Regions from separate parts of the Homo sapiens genome. Here region 2 is linked to region 1. A link is a contact called in ENCODE Hi-C or POLR2A ChIA-PET data. All regions are on one chromosome and are shown on one strand. Each heading gives the region's core, a stretch centred on a gene start or an enhancer-like site at or near the end of the contact. The rest is flanking DNA. Distances are from core to core; before and after follow the strand shown. Region 1 has its middle 540 kb from the start of MIR5702. Region 2 overlaps LOC646736 (a long non-coding RNA gene).

The links. A loop is a pair of places that touch in the nucleus more often than their neighbours do. ChIA-PET counts read pairs that join two places held with the same protein, here RNA polymerase II (POLR2A).
Region 2: POLR2A ChIA-PET joins it to region 1 with 12 read pairs in Panc1. The contact joins two enhancer-like sites. A Hi-C loop is called at or near these places in 4 of 168 maps with a recorded cell type or tissue (Caco-2, HepG2, endothelial cell of hepatic sinusoid and 1 more). POLR2A ChIA-PET finds 5 or more read pairs at or near these places in 4 of 52 experiments (HCT116, HepG2, OCI-LY7 and 1 more).

The regions. Positions count from the first base shown.
Region 1 is chr2:226,116,772-226,123,070 of GRCh38, reverse strand. No RefSeq gene overlaps it. Among named protein-coding and RNA genes, the nearest start is that of MIR5702, 540 kb to the left of the region's middle. Within about 2 kb of position 4,495, at least 16 of the 41 ENCODE cell types and tissues checked have a DNase peak (open chromatin) inside an H3K27ac peak, as active enhancers do.
Region 2 is chr2:226,148,428-226,154,972 of GRCh38, reverse strand. All of the region lies in intron 2 of LOC646736 (a long non-coding RNA gene), which reads right to left. Among named protein-coding and RNA genes, the nearest start is that of MIR5702, 510 kb to the left of the region's middle. Within about 2 kb of position 3,617, at least 2 of the 41 ENCODE cell types and tissues checked have a DNase peak (open chromatin) inside an H3K27ac peak, as active enhancers do.

The DNA of each region.
Region 1 (6,299 bases), core at 3,246-5,745:
GGGAAGGGAGGACAGTGGTAAGGATTGAGAAACTAATTATTGAGTACTGTGCACACTACCTGGATGACCGGATCAGTCATATCCCAAACCTCAGTATCACACAATACACCCATGTTACACACCTGCATATGCACTCCCTGAATCTAAAATAAAAGTTGAAATTATATAGAAAAGGAACCTGCTGAGAACTAGGTAACCAAAATAATGATGACTGTGATGATTAATACTGAGTGTCAATGTGATTGGATTGAAGGATGCAAAGTATTGATCCTGGGTATGTCTGTGAGGGTGTTGCCAAAGAGATTAACATTTGAGTCAGTAGGCTGGGAAAGGCAGGCCCACCCTCAATCTGGGTGGGCACAATCTAATCAGTTGCCAGTGTGGCCAGAAAAAAAAGCAGGCAGAAGAAAGTGGAAAAGACTAGACTGGCTTAGCCTCCAAGCCTACATCTTTCTCCTGAGCTGGATGCTTCCTGACCTCAAACATCAGACTCCAAGTTCTTCAGCTTTGAGACTTGGACTGGCTTCCTTGCTCCTCAGCTTGCAGATGGTCTATTGTGGGACTTGTGATCGCGTGAGTTAATGCTCCTTAATAAACTCCTCTCTCTCTCTTTTTCTCTCTATCTATCTATCAAGATAGATATAGATATATATCCTATTAGTTCTGTCCCTCTAGAGAACCCTGATTAAAACAATGACTGAATCAGAAAATGCCAGTCTGATTTGATACTGATAGTGAGAAGCTGCACAGAGATGGTATAAATGTTAAATCACACCAACTTCCTCCTCTTCTTCTTTCCCTTCTACTTCCTGTCTTCAGTTTCTTATTTTGCAACAGCCCTGAGTGTAAGATGTGCAGAGATTACTCAAAGAAGAGAGAAAAAAATGTGTCTAGGGGAATCCAATTGTTTAAATTTAATTCTGATTCTATTACCTAGTAGCAGTGTGACATGGGACAAGGCTTTTAACATCTCAACCCTGTAGGCACTGAATAATAATCTCATCATATTGTGGAAGATTTAAATAAGGTAGTATAAATTAAGCTGGAAACAGGAATTACATGTTAATTTTTTATCATTATAGCCATATTTTTTCTGCTCTATTTTTGTGTTTTTATCCTGCGTTTTCATTGTTTTTATACCATGAACTTGGACTACTTCATAGGTTTCTGCAATTTAATGGCTAAACATATTATAAAGGTCAGGAAAATAGCTTTACAAATATTGTCATATCTTTTAGAGTAAGAGGGAGGATTTATTTTGAAGTTGGCATGATGTAGTCACATTTCCTCCCTAATTTAAATTTCCATATTATATATAAATCTGAAATCTCTTTTGTTGTCTAGCAATTATAACAATATGATAGATCAGAATATATATCAGGAAGCAGACAAGCCATAAATATGTTCAATGTTTTCAAAGATGACAATTTTAAATGTGAACACTGTGGATGAGATGAAATGGAAGGAAATATGAGGCTATTAAGATGGAAGAAACCAGGAAACATTTGGATTTAATTCCATCTTGGATCCATTCCACCAAAGTTCAACATAATGCAAGGCTGAAGCAAATGATTGCTCTCCTTTGCCCTTATTCTTTTAGTCTTCTTTGTACTTTTGCACTGCAGAATTCTGTTAATGCCACATAGTTTTTAAAGGATCATATTTCAGACCAGTTAGTAATATTACTTATTTTTTTAAAGGTCGAAAAAAAAGAGAGAAAAATAAACCTAATTTCAGGCTCTAGACGAATCTGGAGGGGGTTGTTTAAAGTGTTCAAACACAAGACAGCGTTAGAGTTGTGCGGCCAAGATGAATTTTGAGGAACTAACCCTAAACAGGAAAAATGCTTTTGTAAAACACTTAATAATGATTCTTTCATGAAAAGTCCTTTGATCCAGAATAATTACAGGAAACCAGTGGAACCAATGAGGGGCTACTACTGGGGACACAAATCTAGTTGGTAATTGTTCCAGACAGTGTATCATCAACTTGTATTTTATTTAAAACTATTATTTTGCTTATTAAAAAAAGTTGAGAAGTGAATTTGATGATGGATAGAACAACACTGCATACACATCCTTATCCATCAGCTGAGTCCCATAGTTTGCATATGCAAAATAAATATCACTTCAAATCTGTAGCTAATTTTTTTTTTTTTTTTTTTTTTTTTTAGTTTTGTGGGGAGATTAAAACCACAACAAGAAAGAATAACCTGCAACATGAGTGGATACTATGGTTGCAAAAGTTATTTAATATCCATATTTCACAAATATTCAGCAAAAGATTTCTTAACAAAATTGAATGACTTTCAAATGGACTTATTTTGAATGTTTTAAAAACTATCAATTTTACCTGAAAACAACCAATTATTAGCTGATTTTAATAATTGATCTAGAGATTATATTTACAAAAAAAATATTATGGAGCCATTACATAGCATTCAAAGTCATATCACTTCACCATTAACTGAGATATAACAATTTGGGGCAACATAACATTTAATATTCTTGAAATTACCTAAATAAGACCATTTGTAATCAATAATACATTTAAATTTTCACCCTGTTGAAACGGTGGCCAAATACATGATGATTGGATGCAAAGTGCTGTGAGTTCCATAAGACAAGCATTTATCCAATATGATAAACATCAGTATAATAAAGGTATCAGGAAATTTCTAGAAGTAATCGATGATCTGTTACTCTTTGGATGAACATTGACTTGTGTTTAGGTATTAGGAATATGTGTGTGTGTGCATATACATATGTATGTGTATGTGCGTTAACGCTACACAAGATAAAGATTGTTGAATGCAAGTATAAGATTTAAAATGTTTAATTTGCATTGCTTTGTCTGCTATACATATATATTTTTAGATGAGCAAAGCTTAGACAAATTGATTTTTGTTCATATTAATAAATAACATAGCATAAGTATACTTATTTTTTCTAGTTTTATCAAAAGTTTTTCAATTTAGAAACAATTTAATGACAAAACTAAAATATTGAAACTGGACTTCAGAACAAAATCTAATCTTTTAATCAAAAGCAAACAACTAGTTTTGGCTTGAAATGTAAGACATAATGTGTATTTAACCATGCTTATTTAGGTAGAATGTCTTATCTGATCCCAAGTCTACCCCTGATTTTTCTGTGAGCTCCCAAGTTCCTATTTCCATTGCAAACTCTCATTTTCTATAAAAATGTGAACTAACCTAAATGGTTTTTCCATAGACAAAGGCCGTAAAGTCACAAAACACTGTGCCATATAGTAATTTTTAACATTTTATTGGTGTAATCAATAGCAACCTGTATTATGACTTCTTTTTCTCTTGAACAAAGAATTTTTGAGTCCCAATCAACTGAATCTTTGTGATTTTCCAGCCAAATACTTTTAAAAATACCAATTAGCCAATCTTAAAAATTGACATATAGCTGCCATTAACACAGACCTTTTTGTTGTGGGATTTTACAGATATAATATGACACTGAATCCCTGAATGTTTGACCATTAGGAAAGCATAACATTTTCATAACGTTTTTATCCACTTATTTGTCGACTAATCTAATTGATTATTCTCCTGTAGCATTTTATCCTGTTTATGAAACTCTTTCCTTAGCCACCTTTATTTTGCAAGTGCATGTCATAAATTATAAAATCAATGGCATAGCTTGTCTGGCACCCGTAAAATTGATAGCTTCCCTTTCTTTTATTAGCATAATCTGCCAATTTATTATGAAAGAGTGAATGGCATGCTTGTGATTAGAACTGGTCATGACAGGTCACTTGAAAACATATTGATGGTGTATGAGACATGCTTTTTAATTAAAATGTAGGTCTGAGCTGGCTAGGCAAACACCAGTTTCTCCTTACTCATCACATTTATTGAGTCATGTATTTGCTTATTTATAATATTTTAAATTAACAATGATGAGTCAGATTAGCATACAGAAGACATGCCCCAGAGAAAAACAGAAAAAAAGCGTGCTATTTTACTTAGGACAAGCAAAAGCATACTGCCTGTAAAAATACTGTAAGAAGGTGAGAACATTAAAAATGATAACTCGAGATGTATAAAGTTTTACCAGATTTGCCAGTCACTTTTAAACCTACCCCTGTGTATTTGCTTAATATCCACTCAATTGTCTTAAGCAAGAACAACTCCCCCACTTTCACCCACTTTCTTTCACAAAGTTATAACTTAGGCAAGAGAGTCCCAACTCCAATTGCACAATATCCTCAGGGTTACTGTGAGCTCAAAGGATGTTGTGAAATCCTCGAGGCAAAATTAATCGTGATGTGACTTAATTTTTTAAAGTGAAATGTGTACCATAAAGTACCCCTAAGAGGAGGCTTAGTGGATGATGAGGGAGGTAATGAATACAGCAAACGATTACAGGGTGTCAGAACAGCAGGACTGGGGTGGCTGGCAGTGACTACTACTTTCATCCCACAGACATCTGCGGGTGAGGGCAGCAGATGAAAAGCCGTGCATCTTCTCTGTAATTTGTATTGCCACAGCATTCCATCTTGGCCACACGATTCAGTCACACGTACTTTTGTTGATTCAGAAGAATTTCCAAAGGACAAGCTTGCACTGTTCTTGCCATGAAAGAGAGTTCTGCTACTTTTTGATGAAATTGAGAGTTAGGGTCTGGCTTTATGTTTGTTTGTTTTTGCTTGTTTGTTTTGGAATACAATCTATGATTTCTAAGCACCCCCTTTTACTTTTATTTTTACTACTAAACAAGACAAAAATATGGATCCAGTCTAAATAGGACAAATGAGAAGCAGGGGGCAAGTGTGTTTTGCCCCTGGTAGTATCTCTGACTTCTTTTAGATTTTGTGAAGTGATTGTGACATAAAAAGAATTCAAAACAATGTTTTTAAATAGAGTAGAATGCACTCAAAGTCCAGGTGTGATAGGGTAAGCATGCTATTATTTTTTGGAGATAAGTTTTGAAATGATGAATAATCAATTATAGCTATTTAATGGAGGTAATAAGTGGATCAGGTTGCTACCTTAAGCTGACATATTAATCTTTTTCAAAATCCTGCTGTGTTTCATACTTGTTATTGCCCTCAGCTCAATGTACTCTACATAGTCCAAATATAAGACATTCTAGTATAGTGGAATCTGATAGTATACAAAGCTCAATTCAGGAAGAACAGATAAGATGTGCTTGTGCCAGTCTATTCCATCCCTCCTGCAGCATTGCTACTTAACTTCTCCAGGCCCAGCGAATTCCTAGCTTGATCATAGAATTCCATTGGTAGCTTTGCATGGTTTTCAACAGTTGTCTAGGCTGCTTATTTTCCCTCACTTTCCAAATTCATCTGATCTGAGCATATATGGCTTATGCATTATAGTTTACATACTATGGTTTATGACTAAGGATGTAACGATTTTTGACTTTGTTTTATTGCACTTGAGCTATATCAAATTAAACTGGCCTTCTTGTTAATTTATCATTGGTAAAATATTTCATATGCATTTTTTTGTTAATCCTGTACTTCAAACCTACGAATAGCTTGCTTAATTGTATTTTATGAACTGAACTGCAATGACCTCATACTTTGGCTTTACCTTTGTAATAAATTGACATTAGTAAAAAAATGTTAGTAAGTAATGTGGAATATTGCTAATATCATTGGGCTTGACATTTGCTTGGAAGGAAAACTAGGAGACACATCTTTTGAAAGACAAATCCATATACAATACATTCTGTAATATTTTTCTCATACCTCCATAAATTTCCCCTTGTGGATTTTAGTCTTCTCTGTCTGATATCAGCCAACACGCTGTCTTGATGTAAGACTGTGTAGCATGGAAGAAAATGAACTTCGGCATCAAAAGGACGTGGTTTTGATTGTAGGTTCTGTCCAAACTTTTGATAAGTTATTTAACTTCTTCAAACTTCAGCTGCCTTACCTGTGAGGTGGAGATTTGATATTTACATTTTAAGGCTGTTTTAATGTCAAATGAAATAATATTTGTCTAACAACAAGGAAGGTACACAGAATCAGTAGTAGCACTAGCCCTACTATTCTATTGAAGAATCTATAGAATCATGACAAATGATCTTGATGGATCTTTTCACCATTTATGGGCCTTAAAACTTTAATGCATTCATTCATTCAATAATAATTTATTGAACAACTAACTTGGAAACATAACTACAGAAGATGAGAAGATGAGAATCAGTAACTAAGACTGATATGTTCTACTTTCTATCAGTATGACTAGTAAGAAAGGAAAATTTTAATTTTTTATTCATTTTATAAATAGTTGCATAATA
Region 2 (6,545 bases), core at 2,368-4,867, 33 kb before region 1:
GAAAATTGCCTGGTACCAGAATGAGATCATTCAGGTAGAAAGCAAATGTTTCAGGATCATTAGGAAATTAATTACATGAAATGATTGACACGTTCCAGCTAGAGAGGAAGTGTTTCATACAGCCGTGCTTGTTTGAATACAACACTACAGATCCCTTGTGAAAAGCTGCTTACCGTGCTAAAATAGGAAAAGTGACTTAGGAGGAAAATCAACAGTGTTAGAAAATTGTCTAGTCAGGGAGTTTCAGCTCTGTGGTGATTAATTTTCTTTTCCTAGTTATGCCTAGTTATTGGTGGTTTCTGAGTTTCTATATAAAGGCTGGCACCCCAGCCATAAGTGCCTTGGAAATTTGTTGTTGTTGTTTTTTTTTTAATCAGGGAAACATTTTATTATTTGGCGGTTGGGGGGGGGGGAATGGGAGTGTACAAATTGAGGTGACTAGTAATAAAAAGAACAAGTTATTTATGATAAAGGAAATAGCACATATTAAAACCCAGAAAATCTGTCTGAAGTATTCAGAGGAAAATTCACAGTGTCAAATTCTGTATAAGTTGAATGACCCATACAGAAAAATAGAAAACATGTAAAGTAAGCTTGTAACCGAAGAATCCTCTCAAAGTCTTAAGGAGGACAACAAGAAAAAGTAACAATAAAAAGTAAAAATAAATATAGGTTTTTTTAAAAAAAGATATACTGGGTTTAATATATCTTAAAATTATTTACTTATGAAAACTTTTGCAAATATTATACATTTCAATTTTTAAGAAAGGTTTTAAGTAGAAAAAAAATCTGAATAACCAGACATAGAATGCTATAAAAGTTTCCAGTACCTGCTGCTGTAATGGTGAATTTGAATGGACTGCACACTTTATTCTTCTGAATCAATGCTAGAGAGACTACAGAAGCTCAAGGAAAGTATAGGTTAAGGAAAATAACAATAATTAAGAAAATAAATCAAGCTGAGATTGAAGACTACCAAGAAGCAGTCTCTGTGTGGAGAGGGCTGTGGTATGTCTGCAGCAGGAGCACAGGATAATAGGAGGCAGATAAAGGTGAGTAGTGTGGGGGAAAGCTGTTTTAGTTTTGTTTTTCCCTTTCTGTGTCACCTTGGCATAACCAGTTTCTTTGCCACGAAAAATATAGGACAGCCCAGGCCACAGAAGCTATCAAACGGTAGGTTTGCAGATGATGGTGGGTCTGGACTGCTGCTGCTCTCTAGCCTTACTTTTTTGTGTACTCTTCCTCCAACCCCCTCAATAAACTAAACAGGAAATTGCTTATTTAAAGTAGTTTAAAAGTGAATCTTTGACTAGGAGACTTATATAGTGGTTAACATGATGCTGTGGGGCCTGGGTTTCTCAGCCCTGGGGCATGTCCCTTCCCCTCTTTATAAACACAATGGAGAGACGCAGGCAAGGGCCTAGCCTTTGGGTCTACCCCAAAACATGTTATCAGGAATACCAAAATTAATAGACACCTGTGGAGTACACTCATTAAAGAAACAAATATTCAGATGTATATACATATATATGTGTGTGTGTGTGTGTGTGTGTGTGTATATATATATATATATACACACACACATGTAAAATAGAACGGAATTTTGGGACAAACCAAGAAATATAATAAATATGCACAAAGAGCTAAGAGAAAATAGACAGATACATGTGTGTATGTGTGTGTAATCTCCCTCTGACTTTATTAGGAATAAAATATAATACTTAAAACAAAGAACACATAGAAGGGATAAACACCAGGATGGATACAGCTAAAGAAAAAGCTGGGAATTAGACAGCTGAAAAGTCACATGGAAAAACTCCACAGGAACAGAAACTGATGAAGAAAAATAAAATAATAAGCCAGGCTAGAAGATGGAGAAAGAGACCATCCCGGCTAAAACGGTGAAACCCCGTCTCTACTAAAAATACAAAAAATTAGCCGGGCGTAGTGGCGGGCGCCTGTAGTCCCAGCTGCTTGGGAGGCTGAGGCAGGAGAATGGCGTGAACCCGGGAGGCGGAGCTTGCAGTGAGCCGAGGTCCCGCCACTGCACTCCAGCCTGGGCGACAGAGCGAGACTCCGTCTCAAAAAAAAAAAAAAAAAAAAAAAAAAAAAAAAAGAAGATGGAGAAAGAATCAACATATAGTAATGGGAGTCTCAGAAGACAAGGAAAAAAACAGAAAAGAGAACATGTCTTTAGAAATAATGAATATACAGTTTAAAAATTTCAAAAAGATTACATACCTTGCATTAAAAAGGCTCTTAGAGTATCAATTTGGAGAGAATTAAAAACCTACATCTTGACATATTGCAGCAATATTTTAAAACATTGGAGGGAAATATATTATTCTAAAAGTCTCTATAGAGGAAGAATAAATCATGGCAAAATAATAATCAGATTGATGCCAAATTTTTCAGTACCAATGCTGGATATAAAATAGAAACATAGAAATATTTTTAAATTATGAAGAAAAATAAATTCTACCACACTTTTATTTCAAGCCAAATTATTATTTAAATATGTGTGTAATCTGTTATAATAGCATAAAATACCTCAGAATGTTTACTACACAGTCTAAGAGGAAATATTGAGATTAAAAAAAAGAAATCAATGAGTAGCGGATGCCATAACATATGGGAAATATGTTTGAATAACTTGGTAAAGATTATTGTGGTTTAATACTCCTATAATAGATAGCCAAAAACATTGAGATAATTTCGAAAGAACAAATCCTCCAAATAGTCCTGAACCAGATTGAATGATGGACTTATTCACCAAATTTCTGAATAATTGGTATTTATAAATATAACATACTTTTTTCAATAACCTAGAGAAATATTTCAATGGACCTATCAATTTATCTTATAAATAAAAGTTTAAAATAAAATTTAATAAATAGACTAAAATAAAAGGTGACAACTAATCTCTATTTTAAATATTGGTATAAATATTATATTTAAAATATTGGTATAAATATTACATTTAAAATATTGAATTTAATATTTTGAAATAGGAATAGCAAAGAGAATTTATGACAGGAATGTAACTATGAAGTTATATTTGGTTATATAAAACTATAGTTTATTTAAATAGGCTAATTAAGGAAAAAATCTTAAGTGTCACTGGAAAGATAACTGATATAATTCTACTCGTATTTGTTATTAAAAATAAAACCTTTAAAATAACTATAAAAATGGTTAAGTATTAGTTTATTATTTGAACTAGGAGCCAGGAGACTTCTAGTTGGGATAATGTAATTTCAGATATTTAAGGACCCCATCTGCACCAGACGTATAGCATAATGGTAAAATATAAAAAGAAGAAATGACTATGCATATGAACCACAAGTAAAAGTTAAATATTTCTGTGGATGAAAAAAGATAAAATGAACTTAAAGCTTCAAGTATGCAGGGATTCTGAAATGATACATGTGGCATTACCAGAATAAATATTGTTCACTGAGGCAGTCTCTTTACTGAAAACTGAGGGCTGAGGAAGCTCATCTCCTTGAAAAGAGGTTGAAAAAAAACAAGCTAAGTCTAACTAGAGCCTGAAGCTACACTGTAGTTATAATTATAAACCAGGGACGTCAAAGGAGCAGGCATCACCTAGCAACCAAGACTTGGGTCAAGCTGCCCTCTGGTTTCATGAGTTGATCAACATTGTTCTCAGTATCACTGTGGGAAAGGTCTCAATAGCTAGCATAAGATCTAGCCCCAGACTGCTATCCAACTTCAGGCAACTGTGAAAAATTGTTAAAGGAAAAAAATAAAAGGGTGGGGTGAAAGTATGTAGGAAGAAAAGGAGAACTAAAATTTCCATTTAATATCAGCCTGCAACCTAAGCTATTAAAACACAGAAAGTAAACTAATGCTAAGACAGACAACCAACAATTTGAAGGTTAATTCACCCCAAGGAAAACGAAAATAATAGAATGTGCAAAAATGATTTTAAAATGAGTGTGCTTTAAATCATGTAATGAATAAAGAACTTAGAATGCAGTAAATGAACAAGAATTTATGAAGCAAACATGGGTAGATATAAGATATCCAGGCATTATTAAAATGAGAAAGACTGGAAATTTAAAAAAAATCTTAATTTAAAATAAAATCTCAATATATGGAATACTCTCAAGATAGCAGCAAGGAGATTTGGTGAACTGAAAAATAGTAACAAAGAATTCATCTAGAAGGTGGGGCACAGAAATAAAGTAGGATTTCTCATCAACACTTTTGTCACTTAGGGCTAAATAATTATTTGTTGTGGGGAGTGTCCTGTACATTGCAGAGTTTTAGCAGCATCTATAACCTCTACCCACTACATGCCCATAGCACCCCCTCCCCAGTTGCGACAACCAAAACTGGATTGTCCAATGTCCAGGTGACTACCCCTCGCCCAGTTAGAACCACTGAAATAAAGAGATAAAAGTACTCAAAAAGCAGTTAAAAGACATGGAATTAAGATGGGAAACCACAACAAAGTTTTAGAAGTTGCTCCACCAGAAGATTCTAGAAGAAATGGCAGAAGAGGAATATTGGCAGACATTTTCTGTAATTGAAGAAAAAGTAAGCCCTTAGATTAAAATAGATTCCATCTAGAGAAGAATAAATACAAATAAATCTAAACTTCACACCAGACTAAACTATAGATCATTGAGCATACACAAATAATAGTAATGTTATTAAAAAGCATAACGGATTTCCTAAAAAACTATTACAATCAGATGCAGCAAGCTTCTCATTAACAAAGTTTTCCAAATGACAAAGAGACTATAATCCACAAATTCTATGTAGTGCTAAACTGTTAATTAGAGAAGATAGATAGATAGATAGACAGATAGTTTTTTTTTTTTTTTTTTTTTCAGGCATATAAAGAGTAGAAAGTCACTACCTACTGGTCTTTTCTGTTTTTCTTTTTTTTTTTTTTTTGAGACGGATTCTCACTGCAAGCTCTGCCTCCTGGGTTTTACACCATTCTCCTGCCTCAGCCTCCCGAGTAGCTGGGACTACAGGCACCCGCCACCATGCCCGGCTAATTTTTTGTATTTTTAGTAGAGATGGGGTTTCACTGTGTTAGCCAGGATGGTCTGGATCTCCTGACCTCGTGATCCGCCCGCCTCTGCCTCCCAAAGTTCTGGGATTATAGGCGTGAGCCACCGCACCCGGCCCCTATTGGTCCTTTCTAACGTAAATACCAAAAAGAAAAATCAGAGAAAAGGAGGTAAGCAAAGATATTGTAAACCATATTTATAAATATCACCAATGATGTTAAAATAATTCATCTTGATCAATTTTGCATTTAGCCTTCTGACAATAATAACAGAAATAAAGTTTTTAAGAGAATGTGTAAAAGGAGCAGTCTGAGAAACATTAAGGAAAAGGATCAAAATACTGAATAGATTTTGTTGGAATAATTTGAGTTAAGTGTGTATTTAAAATTGATAGTGAAACTAAATACTAAAAAATATAATTTTATCTCGAAACAAAAAAGAAATAAAAGAAATATTATTAATAAAATAGATACTAGGGAGGTAGAAAATGAAAGAGGTAGTAAAAAGAAAACACACCATAAAATGGTGAGAATAATTTCAAAGTACTAGTTATCACACTAAATATTGTCCTAATCTATTGAAGGGCAAAGATTATCTGGATTAAATACATTAAACAGTAGTCAGCTTTGTACTTAATGGTCAACCACTAGCCGTGTTCTTCTAAAAGAGAAAAGGTTATCAATACTAAAGCTACTATTTAATATTGTTTATATACTAGTGGTATTAATATATTTGCTACGTTTGGACATCCCAACTCAAAGATTGATAATATATCTACATAAAAAACTAAATGATTGTATAACTTAAAAGAATCACAAAGTTTTGTTGTTGTTGTTGTTGTTGTTTACTTGTTTGTTTGCTTGCTTGTTTGTTTTTTGAGATGGAGTCTTGCTCTCTAGACCAGGCTGGAAAGTGCAGTGGAACAATCTCGGCTCACTGCAACCTCTGCCTCCTGGTTCAAGCAATTCTCCTGCCTCAGCCTCCCAAGTAGCTGGGACTACAGGCACGTGCCACCACGCCTGGCTAATTTTTGTATTTTTAGTAGAGACAGGCTTTCACTATGTTGGCCAAGCTGGTCTCGAACTCCTGACCTCATGATCTGCCCGCCTCAGCCTCCCAAAGTGTTGGGATTACAGGTGTGAGCCACCGCACCCGGCTACAAAGTTTTTAATATATAAACCTATTCCTTATATTTGGTTTGTATCCTGAATTCCAACCTGTTACACTGTCTACACAAAAAAAGGTGGGAATAGATTCTCTCTCCCATTCTGCTAGGTTCCTTTTTTCCCGTCCTGTTTTATGATGAAAATTTGCAAACATGTAGAAAAGTTGAGAGAATTTCAGAAGGGACACCCATATGCCCACTAACTAGTCTCTACAATTAATGTTTTGCTATACTTGTTTTTATTACACATCTATCTCTCCTTCCTTTTCTGAAAATGTATTTGAAAATAAGTTGTAGACTTTAGTACATGTTATAAATACTTCAGCATACGT